Regions from separate parts of the Homo sapiens genome. Here region 1 is linked to region 2. A link is an interaction called in ENCODE POLR2A ChIA-PET data of the cell type or tissue named here. Cell type or tissue: MCF 10A. All regions are shown on one strand. Each heading gives the region's core, and the rest is flanking DNA. Links, peaks and the distances in the headings are about the cores only. Region 1 overlaps LY86-AS1 (LY86 antisense RNA 1). Region 2 overlaps LY86-AS1 (LY86 antisense RNA 1).

Region 1 (11,745 bases), core at 2,603-10,602, 65 kb after region 2:
GTCCCTTATCAGATGTATGACATATAATTATCAGATGTATGATATATAATTTGCAAATGTTTTCTCCCCTACTGTGGGTGGCTTTTTTACTTTCTTGATGTATCATTTGCAGCAAAATGTTGTTAATTTTGATGAGGTCTTCATTAGTCAAAGTTCTTCAGAGAGACAGAACTAATAGGATATGTAAATGTAGATACAGATACAGATGGATATAGATATGGATACATGAGAGAGGATATATTAGGAGAACTGTCTCACATATGGAGGCTCAGAAGTTTCATGGTGGTGTGTCTGCAAACTAAAGATCCAGGGGTGCTGGTAGCATGGTTCAGTTCAGGTGTAAGGCCTAAGAACCAAGGAAGCCAATGGCATAACTCTCAGTCCGAGATCAAAGGCCTGAGAGCCCCAGGAGGCCTCTGGTGTACCTCCCAGAGTCCAAAGGCCAAAGACCCTGAAGTTCTAATGTCCAAGGACAGAAGTAAAAGGATGTTTCAGGTCCAGCAGAAAGAGAGAGAGAGAGCAAATTCATCCTTCTTTCCCCTTTTTATTCCATCCGGGCTCCAAGCTGATTGGACGGTGCCTGCCCACATTGAGGCAAATCGTCCCCACTCAGTCTATCTTTTTTTTTATTATTATTTAAGTTTTAGAGCACATGTGCACAATGTGCAGGTTAGTTACATATGTATACATGTGCCATGCTGGTGCGCTGCACCCACTAACTCGTCATCTAGCATTAGGTATATCTCCCAATGCTATCCCTCCCCCCTCCCCCCACCCCACAACAGTCCCCAGAGTGTGATGTTCCCCTTCCTGTGTCCATGTATTCTCATTGTTCAATTCCCACCTATGAGTGAGAATATGCGGTGTTTGGTTTTTTGTTCTTGCGATAGTTTACTGAGAATGATGATTTCCAATTTCATCCATGTCCCTACAAAGGACATGAACTCATCATTTTTTATGGCTGCATAGTATTCCATGGTGTATATGTGCCACATTTTCTTAATCCAGTCTATCATTGTTGGACATTTGGGTTGGTTCCAAGTTTTTGCTATTGTGAATAGTGCCGCAATAAACATACGTGTGCATGTGTCTTTATAGCAGCATGATTTATAGTCCTTTGGGTATATACCCAGTAATGGGGTGGCTGGGTCAAATGGTATTTCTAGTTTTAGATCCCTGAGGAATTGCCACACTGATTTACACAATGGTTGAACTAGTTTACAGTCCCACCAACAGTGTGAAAGTGTTCCTATTTCTCCACATTCTCTCCAGCACCTGTTGTTTCCTGACTTTTTAATGATTGCCATTCTAACTGGTATGAGATGATATCTCATTGCGGTTCTGATTTGCATAAAAACCCTAGAAGAAAACCTAGGCATTACCATTCAGGACATAGGCACGGGCAAGGACTTCATGTCTAAAACGCCAAAAGCAATGGCAACAGAAGCCAAAATTGACAAATGGGATCTAATTAAACTAAAGAGCTTCTGCACAGCAAAAGAAACTACCATCAGAGTGAACAGGCAACCCACAAAATGGGAGAAAATTTTCACAACCTACTCATCTGACAAAGGGCTAATATCCAGAATCTACAATGAACTCAAACAAATTTACAAGGAAAAAAGCAAACAACCCCATCAAAAAGTGGGCAAAGGACATGAACAGACACTTCTCAAAAGAAGACATTTATGCAGCCAAAAAACACGTGAAAAAATGCTCACCATCACTGGCCATCAGAGAAATGCAAATCAGTCTATCAACTCACATGCCAATATCCTCCAAAACCACCCTCTCAGACCCACCCAGAAACAATGCTTCCCCAATCATATAGGCTTCCCTCCATCCTGTCAAGTTGACAACTAAAATGCACCATCACAAGGTCCAATTTATTTAATTTTTATTTTGTTGATCTTGCTTTTGGGTATCATATCTAAGAAAACATTCCCTAATTTTATGTTACAAAGATTACGCCTATGTTTTTTTCTAAGAGTTTTATAGTTTTAGCTCTTATGTTGAGGCCTATGATTCATTTTGAGGTTTTGTGCATGTGTATGATATAATAAAGGGGTACAACTATGTCTTTCTTGGACATGTGGATATCTAGTTGTCCCAGCTCTTTTTGTTGAAATGACTGTTTCATTCCCCATTACATGATCTTAGCTCACTTGTTAAAAATCAGTTAAATATAAAGGTAGAGGTTTATTTTTACTCTCACCTCGATTCCATTCATTTATGTGTGTATCCTTATGTCAGTTGCGTTCTATCTTGATTACTGTAACATTGCAGTAAGCTTTGAAGTTGCAACTGTGGGTCTTCTAAATTTGTTTTTTTCTAAAATTGTTGTAGTTATTATGGGGTCCTTGTACTTTCATACATTTTATGACCAGCTTGTCAATTTCTGTCAAAAAGCCAGCTGGGATTTTGATCAAGATTGTGGTGAATCTGTAGATTAATTTAGGAACTATTAACATTTTAATGATAATAAGTCCTTTAATCCCAAAACCTGGGATATCTTTTCATTCATTTAGATCTTCTTTAATTTCCTTTGGGAATGTTTTGTATTTTCAGTGAAAAAGTCTCATACTGTACACAGTGTGCATTTGTTAAATTTTTCATAAGCATTTTATTTTGATGCTATTATAAATAAAATTATTTTCTTAACATTATTTTTGGATTGTTCCTTGCAAGTGCATAGAGATACAACTGATTTTTTTTTATTGATCTTGTATCCTGAAATCTTTGGAACTCATTCATGAGTTATAATAATTTTTTAGTGTATTCCTTAGGATTTTCTATATGCAGTATTATGCCATTTCCAATTAGAGATTATTTTACTTCTTATTTTCCAGTGTGGATGCCTTTTATTTATTTTTCTTGCTTAATTGCTCTCGTTAGAACCTCCAGTGCAATAGTGAATAGATGTGGCAGGAATGGACAATGTTGTTTCTGATTGTAGAGGAAAAACATTCTGTCTTTCACCAAGTATGGTATTAGCTATGGATATTTCACAGATACCTTTTATCAGGTTAAAGAAGTTTCCTTTTACTCCAAGTTTGTTGAGTGTTTTTATGATGAAGGAATGCTGGATTTTGTCAGATACCTTTTCTACATCTGTTGAGATGATCATGTGGTTTTTGTTCTTTTTTCCGATGTTAAATCGACTTTAATTTTTTAGACTTGGTTTCCTTTAATTCTTAGAACATATATGTGTGTGTATATATATTTATGTGTATATATATTTATATGTATATATAATAACTGGTTTAAAATATTTGTTCATTTGGCCCCTTGGGAACTTTTTCTGTTGACTGCTCTTTTCCTTCATATGAACCTTCCTTTCCTATTTATCTGCATATCTTCTAATATTTTATTTCAAATTGAGCATTTTTGATATGATGTGGCAACTCTGGATATCAGATTCCACCCCTACTCCTGGGGTTTGTTGTTGCTGCTGTTTGTTTAATGATATTTGTTAACTTATTCTGTAAAGTATTTATTCCCTGTAGTGTGAAGTTATTGAGCCTTTGCTTGGTTAGCTTAGCAGTCAAACAACAATTGGTCAGAGATTTTCTTACATGCCTTGAAGCTATAAAACTTCTGCCCTTTGCTGACAGACTGTGTGTGTGTGTTGGGGTGTGTTTTCAATGCTCAGGTAGTTTACACCTCTGTCTTAGCCTTCACTTCCTGCTTGTACAGGGCCTAAAAGTCAGCCAGAGATGGAAGATTGGGTTCCTCTCAGATGTTTCTAGGGAATGCACACAGCTCTGTACATGTATGTGGCCTTCCTTCTATATCCTCAGGAATATGTCAGAGCTTTCTGGAGCCCTGTGTGGGCCCATTCCCCAGATCTTCCTTTTAAGTTTTTGGCCAACCTCTTGTTTGGTCCTATTGGTATCACAGCCTCAGGCAACTGTGCTGCTAAACAATTTTCAAAGCTTTGTTTCCAACCAATTCTCTGGGGGTAGAGCTTTTCTAGCAGAGTGAGCTCCAAGTCAGGTCAGATAGTGACTGCAAATAGAGCTTTTCTGGCAGAGTGAGCTCTATGTCAAGTCAAATAGTGAACACTGATCTGAAGATGGGAACTTTTGAGAAGTTTCAAATCAAGTCTGTCCCATTTAGTGGCTGCAAGGCTGCTGGTTTTTATAGCAACTGTGGCTGCCAGATGGTTAGTATTCAAGGCTCCTACGAACAAGTTAAAAGATCACAAAGGCCCTGTTCTCATGTAGGTTCAGCAGTTTTTCTTAAATAAATGTTTCTCAAATAATTGCCTGCCTTTTATTAACTTTCAGAGCTCTGAACAAGTTGATTCTGATGGCTTTTGTCATTGTTTCTGTTGCTTTTATAGAGGAGCAAATTTATTTCAGTTCCTGTCTTCCATTCCAGAACTCCTTCCCCCCGGCAAAATTCTCACTGATTATCAAAATTTACCCCTCTTTAGTGATTAGAAATAGAAATTATAAAGCTAAACAAACAAACAACTTAATTCAGCCTTAGATAAAATTAAAATATATTATAAGTCACAGTGGTATATAATAAACCTTAAGAAAGAATCAGAGTTCACTATCAAGTATTTTCAATTTTATAGTATTCTTCTTATAAAAAGAATATTTACAATGCAGAGTCCAGATAAGAGCTCAGAGAATAATGAACATTCTTGAGAAAATATATATAAAGGAAAAAAATACTTAGTTATATTTATCCCAGTACTGAAATTACATCAGCTCTTCAATAGGACTAGAAAATCCTTCCTACTTGTTTGCCCAATATTAAGTACAAAGTTGTTGCTTAATTTTTCTGGTGCATAATCTTCTGATGATCAGGAAAACCACATATCTGGAATCAACTTTTCTTTTCACATACTGCATAAAAGAAAATATAAACTATCAGATTCAGATTCAAATGCAATAAGAAGCCTGAATTTTTTTTGACAGATAATAGCTTTCTATTGAAATTTCTATTGAATGTATGTGATAAATACAGTTAGATGTATTGGTAGAGACATATTTTACCTTCATGTAAGTTACTACTTAGTCTTTCAGCAATAGAAATAAAAGATGGCTATTGGTATTTAAACTTAACACAATGCTATGGGGTACAGAAGAACAATTCATAGAAAAATAAGTCTTTAAAGAATTGGAGGATGCCCTTATATTTTTCACTTCCTATAGTACGTGTTTTGGATTGCTACTGACACCATCTTTTTAAAAAAATTGATATTTATTCATCATGAAAAGGAAGCACCTGGTGATTTGACATTTTCTAAATTGTACCTTTTCTCCTAAACATCTGTTTTTGTTGAAAGCCTTTGGAATGAGTACACATCCAGGAGTGAAGAAGACAAGCTCAACTGCCATTCTCTGAGCAGTTCAAGGCATACTGAGTTGCGGGAGTTGTGTGGTGGTCCACTCTGACTGCAAGCACCCCTTTCTTGAACCGAACAGAGTCAAGTGGAATCAAAGGTGAGTCTATGACTTGTCTTGGACAAGAAACAGTTTATTGATGAATCAGCTGTGGCAACATGTCTTTCCTGCAGAGAGCTGAGTCAGAGCAAATTTAAGGCAAGTATTCTGACAGCTTCTAAAGAAGAATTTGCAAGTTGTTCCCTCCAGTCTGGCACAAACCCAGATCATTGAATAGAATTTAAGGTTTTGTGTTTTTTTTTTCAGTTGTGCCTGGGTGGTTTTCTTTCTTTTAAAAAAATTGACTGAAAAGTTTCCACTGAGTTCCAATCAATATGCCTGAGATGGGCCAAGTCATCCTGGCAGAGGGAAGCACTGAGATTGTATTTCTGAGATGTGCACCAGGAGGTAGGGTTCTCCAAGGGAGGGTAAGGGAAATGTAGAAGCTCAAGAGATCTGGTGGCTGTGAAGATAGATGGCTGCCATGGCCAGACTCGATGCCATGGGGTGTTCACTGGTGAATGTTGGCAGGCGGCTTTGGCTAGTTTCCTTGCTTCAATGCTGTGTGACCTGAATAAGCCATTTGGTTGCATTAATAGCTCCTTTTTTCAGCCCCCAAAATGAGAGATATGGAAATGAAGGAGAGTATATCCTTACTGTAAAAGTATGTTCTTGGATAGCCGAATATACATTAGGTAAATTTAAGCCAATAGTTTCACTGACATAGTATTGTTGAGATTTGTTTTTCTCCTCCCTCATTGATCTTTGCTGGCAATGGTACTGACATATTAGTTCAAGCGTCTTTGTCCTCAGCCTCTCTGACAAGGAGTTAATAAATTTTAATGAAGAATTTAGGAAAAAGCTCTCCTTTTGGAAATGACCGTATGTATAATCTTAAGTTTGAAAACACCTGTAAGTTAGTGGGAGCTCAAAATGAGAAGGGCTATGCATTCTAAAATATGCTGTTTCATTACAACAAGTATTTATGTGTATGCATTTTTAATGTGAATGAAATTAATAATTTGATTAATGACAATCTGTCAGCTGTAACAGCTGTAACTATGGTTTGGGTGGAAATAGAAAGTTTGAGATCCACAGGGTTAGCTTTCATTAGAAGTGTAACTCTGTGTTTGTGTGTGTGAATGTACACATGAACATGTAGTAGAAATTATTGATAAACTGAACTCATCAAATTTAAAAACATCTGTTCTTCAGAAAACATTTGACACTGATTTTAAAAAAGTGAAACCACAGATTTGGAGAAAATAGTCACAATATACATAACTGGCAAACCATCCAATGAAAATGAGCAAAGACTTAGACACTTATTAAGAGATATATCAATGATTAGTAAGCACATTAAAAAATGCTCCACATTGTTAGTTACCAGAAATGCAATTAAAATGACAACGTGCTAGCATTCACCATTCAGAATGACTAACATTAATAAGACTGAGAACACCAACTGTTCATGACGATGTGGACCAACTGGAATTCTCATACAATGATAATGAGGTATAAACTTACACAACCACATTGCAAAATACTTGGAAAGTTTCTTATAAAGCTTTTTAAAAATTGAAAATGTATTGTGTCATTCACGGATTACACTTCTAGGTATTTACCTAAGAGAAATGTAAACATGTCTACAAAAAGTTTGTGCAAGAATGATCACATAGCTTTATACATATTAGCCAGAACATGCAAAAATGGAAATGTTCACCATTAAGAGACAGATAAGCAAATTGTGGTATATTTATACCACAGAATACTACTCATAATGATACAGGAGCTAAAAAGAAATTATTTAGGCTGTTAGTGAGGGTAAGAGAGTCCTCAGTAAGGCTTCGCTTTTAACGAAAAGCAGCCCCCAAATCATTTCTTTTCTAATAAAGAGCAGCCCCTAAAATCAAGCTGCAGACAAAGAAAGGCAAGCTAGATGCTTGCACGGGTGAATGCTAGCAGTTGTGCCAATAGGAAAAGGCTACCTGGGGGCCAGGCATGTTCAACATGAGGCTCCACCTCCCTTTTTCTTTGTCAACCACATGTACAATAAAGGAACAGGCAACATGGCGCCGGACAGGTAGAGAACCCATTTGCATAATAAAAGATTAGGTTGAGGTGGCACACCTGGTCTGACCACTTCTCAAGCTTGTCTATAAAACCCTATGCGTTTCACCATAAAATTGGAAGACCCACTCAGGAGCTCCTCTCTGCAGGAAGGAGAGCTTTTCTCTTTTCTCTCACCTATTAAACCTCCACTCTTAAACTCACTTCTTGTGTGTCCATGTCCTTGATTTCCTTGGTGTGAGATGATGAACCTTGGGTATTTACCCCAGACAATGACACAGCTTCAGTAAGTAAAAGGGGAGTGAATTACTAATACCCACAACAACATTCATGAACCAAAAAAAACAGAACAAAACAAAACAAACAAACAAAAAACATGTTGAGCATTAAGGGCTAAAAACAGAAGAATATATTCTGCATGATCCCATTTATAAGCCTTTTAGGAACAGGCAAAACTAATCTCAGATGAGAGAAATCTGAAAATTGTTGCTTCAAATGCAGGGTATGGAGAGAACCGAGAAGGGGGCATGAGGAAACTTTCTGGAGTAAATGAAAATTTTCTCAACTCTGATAGTTGCATGAGTTGCACAAATGCACACATTTGCTAAAACTATTTAAACTGTGTACTTCATATTTGTACATTCCACTGTCTATAATTTTCAGAGTGTTTAAAATATATTTAAAGATAAAATTTGAGTCTGTAAAGACAGTAGAAGGAAACAACCCCATTAAAAACTGGGTAAAGGACCTGAACAGACTTTTCTCTAAAGACGTACACATGAAAAGTGGTCAACAAAAACATGAAAAAATGCTCAACATCACTAATCATCAAAGAAATGTAAATTAAAACCATGATGAGATATCATCTTACACCAGTCAGAATAGCTGTTATTAAAATGTCAAAAACAATAGATGTTGGCGTGGATGCGGAGAAAAGGGAACATTTACACAATGTTGGTGGGAATGTAAATTAGTACAACCTCTATGGAAAGCAGTATGGAGATTTTTTGAAGAACTAAAAGTAGAACTACCATTTGACCCAGTAATCACACTGCAGGGTGTCTACCAAAAGGAAAAGAAATCATTGTATAAAAAAGCCACCTGCACTTGCATGTTCATCACAGCACCATTCACAATAGCAAAGTCATGGAACCAACCTAAGGGTTCATCAGTGGTTGACTGGATAAATAAAGTGTGGTATGTATTCTGCATGGAATACTATGCAGCCATAAAAAAGAATGAAATCACATCCTTTGCAGCAAAATGAATGGAGGTGGAGACGATTATACTAAGTCAACTAACTCAGAAACAGAAAACTAAATACTGCATGTTCTCACTAAGGGTGAGCTAAACATTTGGCAGACATAGACCTAAAGATGGAAATAATGGACACCAGGGACTCTAAAAGGGGAAAGAGTTGAGGGGGAAGGTTGAAAAATAACCTATCAGGTATGATGTTCACTGTTTGGTAATGGTAATGGGTTCACTGGATGCCCAGTATCCACCAGTATGTAATATATTCGTGTAACAAACATGCACATGTACCCCCCTGAATTTAAAAAAAAACCAAATAAATAAAAGATATTAGGTTGAAAAAATAAATCAAGAGGTAGGAAAGGCTAGAAAATATCAAGAAAAAATGCTAAGTTGACAAATTTGAGTAATTAAAAATTATAATTTATGTATGGCAAAAATAAGAATATAGGTAATGTTAAAAGACAGATAAAAAAATAGAAAAATGTATCTAATATGACAAAGGGCTAACTAAAATCTAAAGAGCTTTTTGAAATCATTAAATACAAGTAATTACTCCCTATAAAATAGACAAAATCATAAATAGATAAGTTCACTGAAACAAATACGTATAGATATAGATAAATGTATATATATAATATCACACATGAAAAGATGTTGTACTCTATCCATAATAAAATAAATGCAAATTAGAGAGCAATTAAACATTTTTGACCTAATAGACTTGTAAAGAATGTAATGCTTGATAGTACACAGTGCTAGTTGCACTGGTATTCCCCACATTTTTGATGGAGTATGAATAAGTGCAAACTCTCTAAGAAGCAATTTGTCAATATACATCAAAATGTAAAATGTGCATATCCTGGAATCCAGGAATTGGGCTTCTAGGTCAAATATGCAAGGTTTTTTATTGCAGCATTGTTTGGAATGTCAAATGACTGGAAACAGTCAAGTTGGAACTGGTTACATAAATTGTGGTTACGTCCAGACATTGCTTACATACAGCCATGAAAAGGAACACGAAAGCTCTTTATATGATGATATGGATCTATCTCCAAGATACTTTGTTAACTGAGAAGCATAAGGTCATATCTGCATTTCTATGTAAATAAGAATGGATAAATGTAAATATAAATGTAACACATGCACAGAATATATTTGGAAGAAATAATAGCAAACGAACAGAAATTGTCTAAAGGGAGGGGCAGTAGTGTTGAGAGACAAGGAGAGGAGATGTTTACTTTTCACATCACCTTCTTGTAGCTGCATTTTTTTTTTTAACTATGGGCATGTATGTGGTTTAGAGAAAATGGCTTAGCTGGAGCTATCACCCAGAGCGCCTTTTTATGGCCTGTCGAGCACGGCTATGTCAGAACAGTTGACTTCTTACATGCAGTTCAGGGGTCCCAGAGAGATGTATTCCAAGGAATCAACCTTCAACTTGGCTTTGGAAATCATACACTGACACTTTTACTGTCTGTATAAGATAAGGCTGTTGCAAACCAACCCATATTTAAACGTAAGGGAAATTAACTGCATCTCTTGGTAGCAGGAACATCAAAAAATTCTTGACTATCATCTTTAATTCATTACAAATGTTATCAATAAAAAGTACTGTAAGAATTAAGAGGAGGACCAATTCATCAACATGAAGGTAGTGTCACACAGCTGTCTTTCAGTAAAATGTGCTCTGTAGCCTTCACATACATTTCCTTCCATTTCTCAGTAACTCCCTTTGGAATTAAGTATCCTGATCTGAGACAATATATGAGAAGAGTATCATAATCCGCGAGGACATGTGTGTCGGTTCCATTCAAAATGGCAGTTCATAATTTGACACACTCAGATATTTTTGTTGTTTTTGGTTTTCTTTCAGACCTCAGGTACAGAATAGAGTTTAAGAATTCTTATTTCATGGTCTGTTGTTGATTATTGGTTCTTGTTAGGCCTCTTTCTTGTTATTCATTCATTTTTTTTCACAGTTATGCCTTTTCCCTGTGTACCCCCCTCTCACTTCATATGCAACCATTTTAATGTATACTGTTTTGTATGTGTTCGAAACGAACATTACTGTTTTGTATGAATGTATTTTTATTGTTGTAAAATACACACAACGTACCATTTATCATTTAAAGCATTTTTAAGTGTACAATTCAGTGGCATTAATACATTTACAATGCTGTGTAACTATCATCTTTATCTATTTCTAAAACTTTTTAATCACTCCAAACAAACACTCTTAGTAATTATGCAATAACTCCCCATTTCCCCTGCCTTTTAGCTGCTAATAACCTCTACTCTACATTCCTTATCTTTAAAGTTGTTTTTTCTAGGTATTTCATCTTTGAGGAATCATGTAATGTTTATCCTTTGTGTCTGACTTCTTTCAGTTAGCATAATGTTTCCAAGGTTTATTCATACTGTAGCAACCATCAGAACTTCATTCAATTTTATGGCTGAATATTAATCCATTGTATGTATATGCCATTTTATCCAATTACTTATTCGTTGATAGATACTTGTTGCCACTTTCAGCTATTGTGTGTGAATAATGCTACTGTGAACATTGTTGTATGAGTATCCATTTAATTCCCCTTATTTAATTATTTTGGGAGTGGGATTGTAGGAGTGGAATTACAGGGTCATACGATAATTTTATATTTAACTTTTTGAAGAACTGTCAAACTATTTTCCATAGCAGCAATACTATTTTACCTTCCCACCACCAACTAGGATTCCAATTGTTCTACATCCTCCCAGCACTTATTTTCCATTTTTTTTAAAACAACAGTCATCTTAATGTGCGTAGTAATATTTCATTGTGGTTTTAATTTGCATGTCCCTAACAACTATAATGTTGACCATATCTCTATGCACCTAATGGCCATTTGTATGTCTTCTTTGCTTAAAGGTTGTTATTTTTGCTGAAGTTCAATTTATCTATGGTGTTGTTGTTGCTTTTGCTTTTGGTGTCATATTTAAAACGTCATTGCCAAATCCAACGTTATGATTTTCCCTTAAG
Region 2 (11,745 bases), core at 2,405-10,404:
AACAATTTGGGAAGGAGATTAGTATCGGTGTGATGCAGGCACCTAGACACCCCAGCAGAAACATCGACAATTTGAACTGAAGGAGACAGAGCTAGAATGAAATAAAGAAAGGCCATCAGACTTCTTAGATAACTACAGGACTGGACCATAGAGATATTTGGCTGAAAATACACACTATTCTTCAAGACAAGGGAAGAATGACCCTGAATGGGATTCAGAGATCATTCAGAGTAATGAGTCCAGAGCTAACAGGCTGCACTTCAGCAGTAACATTTTATTTGACTAGCACTGAGTGAGCTTCCTCACTCCTGTGAGGATATGGTAGTTTCCTTCTTTTATTCTCAACTCAACTTAGAAAAATCAGTCAATAGTCAGTGGGTGATCTTCTTTACATAGGAAGTTGATGACAATCCACTAAAATTACGCAACTAAATTGTCAACTAATGTGACCATTACATAATGAAAATATTTAATAATGAAATTTCCAAGACCATCAACAGGCAAAGAAACTTGACATCTTTCAAAGTTAATTAGCAAATGTTTATCAATAATGCTTATTTTCTTAAGCGTTTTCAAATGAGATAATTTTAGATATTTTCTCATTGAGTGAGGCATCATGTAGTGTTTGGGATGAGGAAACAAAACTAAACTGTGTTTTGGGTTGCGTAAATGTCAGAGATCAATGCATTGTTAAATAGAAGGCATTCCACTTGGGAATGACTCCTTTAGTCTTGGTTCTGCCCTTCATGTGAAAATGGAACATTCAGAGAAGCCTTATTTGCTATTGAATATCTTTCTCTACAAAATTAGAAACAAATAACTAAGCCAAGGCTAGGTTTTGTGTCAATCAAATGAATGGGCCTGTAGATAAAGCTTTGCATTAGGATTCCGACGTCCCTGGCACAGAGATGGATTTTTCCCCCTTCATTCAATAAAGAATTCTACTGGAAAAAACTGTGGTATTTTCATGGGTAGAATAACTCAACTTCGTAAAGTTCTCCAGTCAATTCATAAATGTAATGCAATTCCAACAGCCTTTTAACCAGTTAAATAGATTGTAAACATCTTGTGAAAAAGTGTATAAGAATGACCAGGAATATTTTAAAAAAGAAAAACAATGAAAGAGTACTATCTTTGTTTGATATCAAAACATATTTTAAAGCTACCAGAATTAAAACAATGTGGTATTGGTGCATGTCTAGGAAAACCAATAAATGAAACAAAAAGTTCAGAAGCAATACATATTACTAATTTAGTAGGTGATATAGATGGAATTTTAATACAGTGAAAGAAAATAGGGAGTACCGAGTTAACGCTTTTGGATCATCTTTATAATTATCTGGTAAAAGACTGAATTTCCATCATACATATTATATACACAGAAATCTACAGATTGGCTACAATTTAGGTGTTCAAAATGGGAATTAAAAGTATTATAAAAGCATATAAGATTCAGAAAGTTTAAATAGATAAATATTTTCTAATAATAAAACCATTAAAAGTTGATAACATTTTTGACAAAACAATAGCATTGCAAAAAATTTTAAACAAAGTGAAAACACAAAAGGAAAAAGGGCCAATTTCACATATATAAGCATATATATTTATATGAAGACCAAAACCCAACAGGAAAATAAAAAAAAAAGAAAGGATAATTTATTTCTTTTCCTTTCTTTCCCTCCCTCCCTCCCTTCCTTCCTTCCTTCCTTCCTTCCTTCCTTTCTCTCTCCTTCTCTTTTTCTTTCTTTCTTTCTTTCTTTCTTTCTTTCTTTCTTTCTTTCTTTCTTTCTTTCTGTCTGTCTGTCTTTCTTTCTGTCTTTCTCTCTTTCTCTCTTTGTTTCTTCTTCCTTTCACAGGGTTCCACCATGTTGCCCAGGCTGGTCTTGACCTCCTGGGCTCAAGAGATCCTCCTGCCTTGCCCTCCCAAAGTGTTAGAATTACAGACGTGAGCCACTGCAAATGTCCCTGAAGGGGTAACTTATAGTAAAGAAAATATAAATGATTGTTCTCAAATGAAACAAAATGGTGTTCAACTGTATTTATAATAAAGGAAATAGTAATTAGAATGATAATGATGCATAATTTACTTACCTATTTTTAACCTGTAACATTAGTAATACATGCTGCATTGGTTAGAATGTACAGACATAGGTTCTTTCATATACTGTTGGTGGAAATGTAATTTGGTACAACCTTTACACAGTGCAATGTAGCAATGCCTTTTAACATGCAAGATGCTTATACCCTTTGACCTTCTACGAACTTAAGCTCATATTATTAACTTTAGGTGTACAATGTTTTGTTATGTAAACTACATTTAACTAATTATTAGGTTGATGCAAAAGTAATTGCGGTTTTGCCATTACTGTCAATAGCAAAAAACAGCAATTACTTTTGCACCAATCTAATAGTTTGCTTCCAATTTTTTGCTACTATAAACAGTGTTGTAATATAATCTTTTAAAATAACTCTACACACTTGTATTATTTCTGAAGGACAGATTCCTGTAAGCATAATTGTTGAATCATTTCTAGCTTCTCTGAGTGAACCTGGAAAAATAAACTTGAAATTCAAGGCCTATTATAGATGCCATCAGTAAAAAAAGAACCTCCTTTCCTTTCCAAATACTTCTATCTACTTTTCTTGATAGTTTCTGCACCTGCCTTCAAAAGTTCACATTTTCGTTACAGTTTTTCTTAATTTGCCTCTATCTCTGCACTGTCATGGCTACTATTCATAGCATTTACCTTCATAAAAAATAGCCACAGTTACTTAGGACTTTACCTTATTATAACTTTTCTTTTTAAATGGATTTCCATTTGTTGTGTCTAATTTTTCTTAGTGGAGACAGTAGAGGTCTGCTCAGAGCAGCTTAACCAAGCCATCTGTGTGTACGGAAAAGCAGAGACAATTAAAACCTGTTGACAACTTTGGGCAAAGCTGTGGGCCTCATGTTCTCTAATTTATGTGAGAAGCTGAAGAACAATCAGTTCAAGCTGGTTCTTCAAAGAGGCACAGCCTGTAACACACTTTTGGCAGGTCAGCATCTTTGCACTACAGCAAAGAGGTATCTGAGTCCAAAGAATTCTGAGATGTTCAGTAGGAGTCCACGAACAGGGCCCACGAAAACAAACACACACATTGCTACAAAGAGAAGAGCAAAGTTGCTGCTGTTTTTTTTTTTCCAGTTTTCCATGTAACTTTATTTCTCTGTTAACAAACAAGCATACTGCATAGTGTCCCCATCCCACTGCTCAGTGCAGTGTTATCAGAAATTTCCAACATTGTCAGCGGAGACACACAGGTGGCTAAGTGCTTGGGGAGGCAGTGGTGTGTGGAAAGGACTTTGTCTTTCTGCCACTCAGACTTGTGTTTAAATCTTAGCTGTGTCATCTTGGGCAACTCTCTTTTTCCTATTTTTCAAAGGGAAGAAAACAATACCTGGCTTGCAGGATTGATGTGACGGTTGAAAGTAATGGACATGACATTGCTTACACTCTACCTTTCCTTGTTACCTTCCATGTCCTGTTCTGTGGTTCCTACCCTGATGCTTCCACTGAAATTGCTCTGATCAGATGACCAGGGCCATCCCAGTTACTAAGTGACTGTCTTTGTCTTCTGTGGCTTCTCAGAAACATTGACCAATCCTACTCCCTTGAAACATTCTCTTCCCTTGGCTTGCAGGAACCACACTTTGATTACTTATTTCTAGCTCTGTGGACACTTCTCAGACTCCAGTGTCTTCTCCTCTTCCTCGTCCCCATCCTAAAGTTGTTGGTACTGAGTTTCTGTTCTGGATCCTCTTCTTCTGTACACCTCTGCTGGACAATCTCCTTCATATCCAAGACATCAATGATCATTTATATATTGGAGGGTCCAGTACATAATCTAGGTTCAAACAAACATACCCAAATCAGTCTCCAGATGGCACTGTTTGGGCACCACATGCTGGTGCAAGAAATCCAGAGGCCAGATCCATCCCCATCCCTCACTTCCCTCGCCGGGCCTTTGCTCCCCTCCTTTTCATGGGTCCTGGGGTCTCAGAGAGCCAACAGGTCTCCTGAGGAGGTGAAGTCCAATCCTGCCTGGCCCTATCTTGGTTTCTGCTAGCTTGGTGATTGCTGTCTGCTCAGCAGAGGCTGGGCCATAGCCGCATGTCTACAGTGATCACTAGTTATTGGGCAGAGGGTTGTCTTTGAGAGTAGTTACTCTTTGAGAGTGGGTTTTCAACTTCTCAAGTTTCCTCTTCAGGAAAGAGGCTGTCATTCAAGTCGCACAAAGCCTGCAGGATTAAAACTCATTCCACTTGTTCCCTCAGGTACTTCCTTAGGGTCCCAGGGTCAAAACAGTAGGAAAAGATCTGGTGTTAGTCACATAATGTCACAAGGTCACAGTGGACCAGAGCAGCTGGATGCTGAAGCATCTTTGATGGCATAAGGCCACACAGATACACAGAAGCATCTGAGCCTCCTCTTGAGAGGATTCAAGAAATGAGGTTATTTAGAACTGTGGGGGCAGCTTCAGTGGAAGACAGGGACACACAGGGGAAGTCTTGCCTTTGCTGGAGAAGCTCAATCGGTTCAGAGTGTGGTGCCAGTTGCTGTATCCAAGGGTGCTGATGGGAGCTCTTTCTCAGAAGATCTTGGAGTTAAGGCAGCCCACGTGTTAAAGCTCCAGAGATAGAGTGTGTGATCCTTCTCTCTTGATCCTTAAGTGTTAAAGATGTTAGAGATTGGTTCATGTACTTGGCCACCATCTAGGCTGGTTGCATGAGATCTGGGTTGGGATAGGTTTCAGACTCACAATCCCTTCTGTGGCAGTCGTTTATGCCACATTATGTCCCTTGTCTGTTCTCTTTTCGATCCACGCTTCACACTGCAGCCAAATGGATATTTCTACAAGTAGATCTGATCTAGAGTGATACTTCTATAAGTAGACCTGATCAAAATATCACCTAGTTGAAATCACTTTAGTAGTTCTCAGTTTTCTAAAATGTTACCTATAAACCCCTGATTTGGCTCCTGCTTCCTTCTTGGACTACTCTTTGACTGATGCTCCGTAGTCAGCCACACGGAACATAACTGGAAGTTGCATACTTAAAAGCCAAACCTCCACCTTATTCCTCCAGCTAAAACATCCTGCTATTCTTTTCTCAACTAATAATTTCGCTCACTTGTTTGTCCTTAGGTTAGATCTTACTTCCTCTAGGAAGCCTTCTCTGATCCACCCAGGCAAGAATACATGGCCTTTTGCAGGCTCCTCTTAAAACTGTTCTAGTGCTTATTTATGTATAATTCTGTCATAATTGCCTGTTTCTGCTAATTGCCCCTCACTGAAATACTGTGCCAAGGGTTTACAAAGATATGTCATTTAATCCTCACAACATCCTTGAGATGAATAATGTTCCCATTTTAGAAATGTGTCCATCATTTTAGAACAACAAACAGAGATGTAAGGTTAAGTGATTTAAATCAATAACTAGTTCATGGCGATGTGAGACTGAACCCATGAGCCTGTGTCCAAGCTCATGAGCTTAGCGACTATGCTGTGCTACACAACTGTAGTGTGTACAGACATGGCCTATGTTGTTCATTGCTGCATCCCCAGCATTCAGCACAATGCCTGGTACAGAACAGGTGCTCAGTAAATGTAGCTAAATAAATGAATAAAAGAAAGAATGAAAAGCTGCCTGGCAAATGATAGGCACATAGTAAAGACTAGCTCTTATTAAAAAAAAAAAACTCTTGTAAGCAACAAAGCAGAAAAAAGGGAAGAAAACCAGATAGCATCAGCTCATTTTCTAGTCAGAATATAGGAAACATCAGCGAAGTGTGGGGAAGCAGATAGTAGTTTCTGCATTTGCTTTTGAGGGAGGAGGCAGTTTCCACGGAGCTGGACTTGCTGAGCTCAGGGACTTGTTCTTGGCAGTTCAGGTTCTCGCTCTACCTTGAAAAACCACTGCGTCACCAAAGAACCGTCTCAGGTTTAGCACCATTCCCCACGAGGCTGTACATTCTCCTATATTTCCTTCGACACAACAGAGTATCTTTAAAAAGGTTCTCCCATGAAATAGAAGACAATCTCTGCTCACGGGAAAAGAAAAGATTTCTAGTAAGTTCAATACCAACCTGCCTTTGGCTGGTGTATAAATGGCAATATCAGAAGACTATTTTTTTTAGTAGGAATTTATATATGGTGAGTGAGGCTGGTAGAGTTTTTGGTATTTGAGTCTATAGCGTGGTTAAAGTGTTTTAGGGGTGAGTTTAAAAATTATAAATTAAAAAGTCATCCAAGTAACCCATGTACACATCATATAAAATGGCATGTAGGATTTATACTGAACACTTCCTATCTTTGGCATGGTCCTACTCACCATCAGTCTATGCAAAGACAACTAACTTTTTCTCCTTTTAGTTTTTCTGGTGATCAAATGCCATGTCCACCAAAACAAAAACAAAAAACAAAAAACTCAATACATTTTTGAAAACCAATAACTTGATTGCTTGATTTTTTTAGTGTGGTGGGCATTTGCCAGGTTTCTGAGGTCCAGTGTCTTCCTAATACCTTTCTCTATTTGAAGAGTTTTCTATGTTATGTTATGTATCATACCTCCCCAAGCTAGAAGCCAAAACTCATTCTCTGGCCTCCTTTGCTGGAAGAAAGCAGACTGTGACATAGGCTCTGCTAACCTGCCACACCACACTGGGCTGTCACTTAGGAGGGGGCAGAGGAGGGAGTTCTGTGTGGGGAGTTCACTTTTCTTCCGTGAGTGTGGTAGTAGTGCTTCAACTACTACTTGCAGCACTGTTTGGAGGGAATGGCAGCAGAATTTCTGCCATCCAGGCCTGAGTGTTGTTGGAGGGGCTGCAGGGGCTGCACCAGCTGCTGGAGTGGTGATAGAGAAATTTCCCCACAGCAGCTCGTATATAACAGCTCACTGCAGAGCCATCTGAGGAGCTGACATTTGCTTTTCCATTGCTATGAGTCTAATGCTGCCACTGTTGTGCCCACTTTGGCAGTGGAGTTGGGCTTGGCATTATGTGAAATTGCTTGACCGTGAACTTCTAGAGGATTCTGTGAGCTACCCAGTACCCTATTAGAAAGGTATTTTTTGCTTACTCATCCTGAGTTCTGCTGTTTGCAATAAAGAACTTTAAGTGATCCTTTTGATCAAGATCTATTGACCACTGCTATGAGAGATGAGCATTTATCTTACTTATGCATGCCCTACCTCTTTTTCTCCCTCCCTCCTTTTCTCCCTCCCTTTCAACTTTTTTGGTTTTAATTATTCTATGGGTTACCTAAATATTTTTAATAAACCTCCACCTCTTATTCTGTAAGCGTTATTTCTTGACTAAGAATAAGACCTTCACTCCTGCTCTTCCCTATACATCTCATCACTTTCACTACCCATCTTCTGTCAGCTGCTGCAGCACTTTTACTTTGTCAAAGTTGATAACATTTCTCTTCTATTCTGTGATCATAATTCAATCTCCTGTGCTTTATCTCTTGGTGGATTCTAAAACTGGAAAACTAGTAAGTGGCATTGACATAATAAAGACTATATAAATGTTGACTGCAGTGCCAAGTAAGGAGCTAATGATGACATTTCCTGCCCTGTAGGTCTCAGGTCGTGACTCCAGAGCTACTTGAAGCAGAGTGTTCCTAGCTTCAAGGTCACATCGGTTTTCTGTTCTTACATTTTATCAGTCACTCAAAATCAAGTGTTATTTTTCTTCCCCTGATTTTTGGGCCCTGGCTTAAAAAAATACCAGGTAGGTTTCTAATTGAGTTATTTTTTTCTTATTTGGAAAAGAATCTCAACTCTCTATCATAATCTCAACTGTATCCAGACCTTCAATAGTGTTAACTATTGTCTTGAATCCCTTTATCCTCTCATGGTGCCCCAGGATAGGGTCTCTCCCAGACTCTCCTATCCTGGACCTGTTGTTGTCCAGATCAGCTGCACAGCCACCATCCTTGGGCTTCCTATTAGTGACCTCCAGGATGAAAGTCTAGCCCTGGATTCCATGTCATCTTTCTGTTTTTTCTCCTTGTTTTACTAGTATATATACTCAGAAGACTTCCTCACACAGAAAGTGTGGTATATCATCTAGGTCTTTATCTGAAAATATTTTTATTTTACTCTCATACTGCAATGATAGTTTGGGCATAGAATTTTAGGCTCAAAAGATTTTTTTCCCTTAGCACTTTAAACACATTGTTTCATTATCTTCTGACTAATCTGACTAATGACGAGTTAGATGGTTCCCTGAATTTGTCTTTGGAAGCTTTATAATTTTTTTCTTTATGTTTGGTGTTCAGAAATTTCAAGAGGATGTGCTGGCTCAGTAGTTATTTTAATTCATCCTGCTCAGTACTCAATGGATTCATCAAATGTGAAGTATGCCCTATTATTTCTTTAAAAAATTCCCCCATCCATTTTCTCTGTCTTTTTCTATAATTCCTCTTAGCTACCTGATAGATTTCTGCAACTCCTGTATTATTTCTCTATGACTCTTACCTTTATCTTTCAAATTTGCCATCTCTTTGCCATTTGCTTTAAGCTCTAGGAGAGTATTTTGACTTTATATTTCAGCTGTTCTTTTGAATTTCATATTTTAGAGGTTAGATGTTTAATTTATAGGAACTCTTCTGTGTTCTCTGCTAGTTCTCTTTTCAGCCATACTATTCTTGTTTTATAAATGCAATATCTTCTCAAATTTCTTTAAAGATATTTATTAACAATTTAAAAAATCTCTTCTAGTTTTTGAATTATTTCTTTTCCTTTGAGACTATGTATGTTTTGGTCTTTCTTTTTTTAATTTTCTGCTTGTGGTTGTCCTTAAATGTCTGATGATTTTTTTGTAGATTCACATTGATGAGTGAAGGATTCGTTTCATAATAATAGCTACCTAGTAAAGGTTTCTTTTTAATTTGGGTTGATGATATGTTTCTTAATAGACATCTCCCCTGAATGGGAAGGCAGACACGAAATCTGCGCAAATGCATAGGGCTAACTGACAGATTTTGTTTTAGGATGTACATGTGTGGGAATCAGCCTTAGATGAGACATTCTGCTTCATCTCCACCCACCAAATGCCAGAATAAGGGGAGCTTTCCTCTTAGATCAACATCCCCGCTAAAATACAAATTTGTGAAGCATTCTATATTAAAAAAAATACAAATTCCTCCCCAGCTAGTTTATCCATTTGTCTTAGTGAAGAGTCTCTTGCTATTCTTCTGCCCTCTTTAGGAGATAAAAACCTGGTGCTCTCTGCCCTGTGTGGGAGTGGAGCCAGTAACCCTATGCCTAAATGCTGGCTGACATCTTGTGAGGCTGACTGGCAGCCACTTCCCCTGAAGTCCCCTCATACACATAATTGGGCTTTGGTTTCCTCTGTTTCATGTTCCCATCTGCTTCCATATTCAAGAAATGCATTGAAGTCTCCCATCTACAAAAGACCTTCATTGCTCCCAATTTCTTCACTGCTACAGATTTATTTATTTATGAACGTCCATACAGTTATTTAAGTGGAACCTCTGCCACAGGGAGTGGCACATGCATGTGCTATTCTACCTTATTCGCACTAGACACATGCCCACCTCCACAGTGCTGTTTTTAAAAATGGGATTTTTTTGTTGTTGAATGTGTTCTCATCTCTTATCTGTATTCCTACTACTTAACGTAATATTTCTGGAGACAAGAATAGGCTCTTGTTGAAGGAAAGAAAAAAGGAAAAGAAAGAAAGAAGGAAAGAAAGGAAGAAAGAAAACAAAGAGAAATAAAGCAGATTTAAATGAAAGCAAACAAATGAAGTAAATTGAGATAATAACAAGCAGTGCCACTCTCTCTTAAGTATGTATGATGAGCAGTTAAAAATAGTCAAGTTATTAATCCCTTTGAAAGACCTTGGCCTCATTGACCACCTTACCATGTGCCACACGTATTAAATGAACAGCTCCCAAGAGAAACCGGTTCTAAATATGTTAGCATGTTCTTGCCAGCAGGGTTCCTGGCACACTGGGGATACCTGCTCCAGAGTGTCTGTGGGAGAACTCAGACACATCATTCCCCCTCCGGCTGTTGAGGGCCTATTGATGAAAAGATGATACAACACAGACACTGCAAGTGTTTAAGACTCAAGTTTAAAAAACACACTTGCTACTTCATTTATTTTCTTCCCATGAAACTAATTGAGACCCTAAAACTCTATTACCATGAGGATAGAAAACTTAATGTCAGTCGCTGTCGTAATCTTCTCCTTACTAGGGCTCCAACAGACTCATGGAGCCCAAAATGTGGAGAGAAGCCAGATTACCCACATTAGAAATGCTGGCATCTTCATTGTACTTGAGGTCCAACAGATCTTTGCTGTGCCTAATGTCCAAAGAGGAAATTCAGGGCTTTGATACCATCTCTCTTTGAAGTCCAGTTACATTGTTGAGGCCCTGCATTGGAGTGGTAAGGGGGTCTCCCCTTCTTGAGAGGTCGAGGGACCTTTTACCTCTCTCTAAAGCACCCTATTGAGGTATTTTGGTGTAATCTCTTTAATTGTTGGAGGCTTTGGTAAATATCAAAGCTAAATCAATAGACCACTTCTACCTTCTGCCCTTCTTTGAGGCCATGAATCCAGAAGAGACCATCTGCCTCAATAGGAGTGGGGGCAGTGAGTGGGAGTGGAGGATAAAGGGGAGGAAGAGGGCAAATATCAGAAGAAGTAAAATCAGTTAATGTTTCAAAAATACTACTATGCCATAGTATGTACATTTAACCACAAAGGGCTACCTCACGGGCTATATGGGTGAATACGAAATGGCACCCAGGCCAGGATGAGTTGAAGTGGGTTAAGGTGAGTGGGAACAGGGGAGGGGTGGGAAAGATTTTTCTGGAGAGTTACCACTGAATTTATGACAGAACTTCTTGGAGAATTTGAGGAGATGAAAATAGCCTGTAGCTGTGGTGAATGCTTATTAGCTATGCCCACTCCACAGCCATGCCCCTCCCATAGCCACGCTCCCTCCCCCAGCACTTTGTCAAAGGCCTTTAGCCAAAGGCATGAGGTGCTGCATTCCTGAGGACTCCTGAGCCCAGACTGATGCTCCTGGAGGCCATGTGAATGTGAAGAATGCTCATCTTGTGTGGAGATTTTACTAATCTTTATAGGGAGCAGGACAAATATCTCCTGGAAAGTTCATGGCTACAAACATCAGTGCCTGTGGCATTCATACCATTGCCACAGAGCAGCCTCAGGATGCTGCCAGCTGATCTCACACATATTCCAAGGAACTCCAGTTTCAGGAGGAGACCGGCGCGGTCCCATTTGGATCCAGCTATGACATCTATTCACTTAAAAGCCATAAAGATTCATTTTGCCAAGGAAAAAGTATGGAAGAGGATTATGGACATTGACTCAAGCAGATACTCAAACCAAACCCATGGACCCGCTGGGCTGCATAGCTGGCGCTACCATGAACAAACACTGCTGCATGTGGCGCGGGCCCTGCCGCAGCCGTGGTCAGCTCCCTCTTATGTGCCCATGAGAAACAAAGTGCTGGGGGCCTGCTGGGTCCCACAAGAACTGGAAAGTCACCTGGCAGCTTTTCTGTCAGGCATATCTTCAGCCTTCTTCCCCCAAAGACTGGCTCCTCTGCTCATCGCTTGAGGCCACCAGCCTCAAGTCTGCATGACTTTGTCTTGACTCCCACTAGTAACGGACACAATCTTTCAGTGAGAGACCCAAT

What was found. ChIA-PET counts read pairs that join two places held together with the same protein. Peaks named below come from ENCODE experiments on the same cell type or tissue, not always from the same donor. Only the 100,000 strongest peaks of a DNase experiment are listed, where the experiment ranks them.
Region 1: POLR2A ChIA-PET joins it to region 2 with 5 read pairs; 2 of 35 experiments call an interaction of 5 or more read pairs at or near these places.

The regions. Positions count from the first base shown.
Region 1 is chr6:6,432,290-6,444,034 of GRCh38, reverse strand. It overlaps LY86-AS1 (LY86 antisense RNA 1), which reads left to right. Exons shown (of 8, transcript NR_026970.1): 4 at 5,303-5,459. Among named protein-coding and RNA genes, the nearest start is that of F13A1, 120 kb to the right of the region's middle. In MCF 10A, for the core only: no CTCF peak of the experiment used is centred there; a DNase peak (open chromatin) is centred at 6,894.
Region 2 is chr6:6,497,499-6,509,243 of GRCh38, reverse strand. All of the region lies in intron 3 of LY86-AS1 (LY86 antisense RNA 1), which reads left to right. Among named protein-coding and RNA genes, the nearest start is that of LY86, 85 kb to the left of the region's middle. In MCF 10A, for the core only: a CTCF peak has its summit at 3,953 (motif pointing right); no DNase peak of the experiment used is centred there.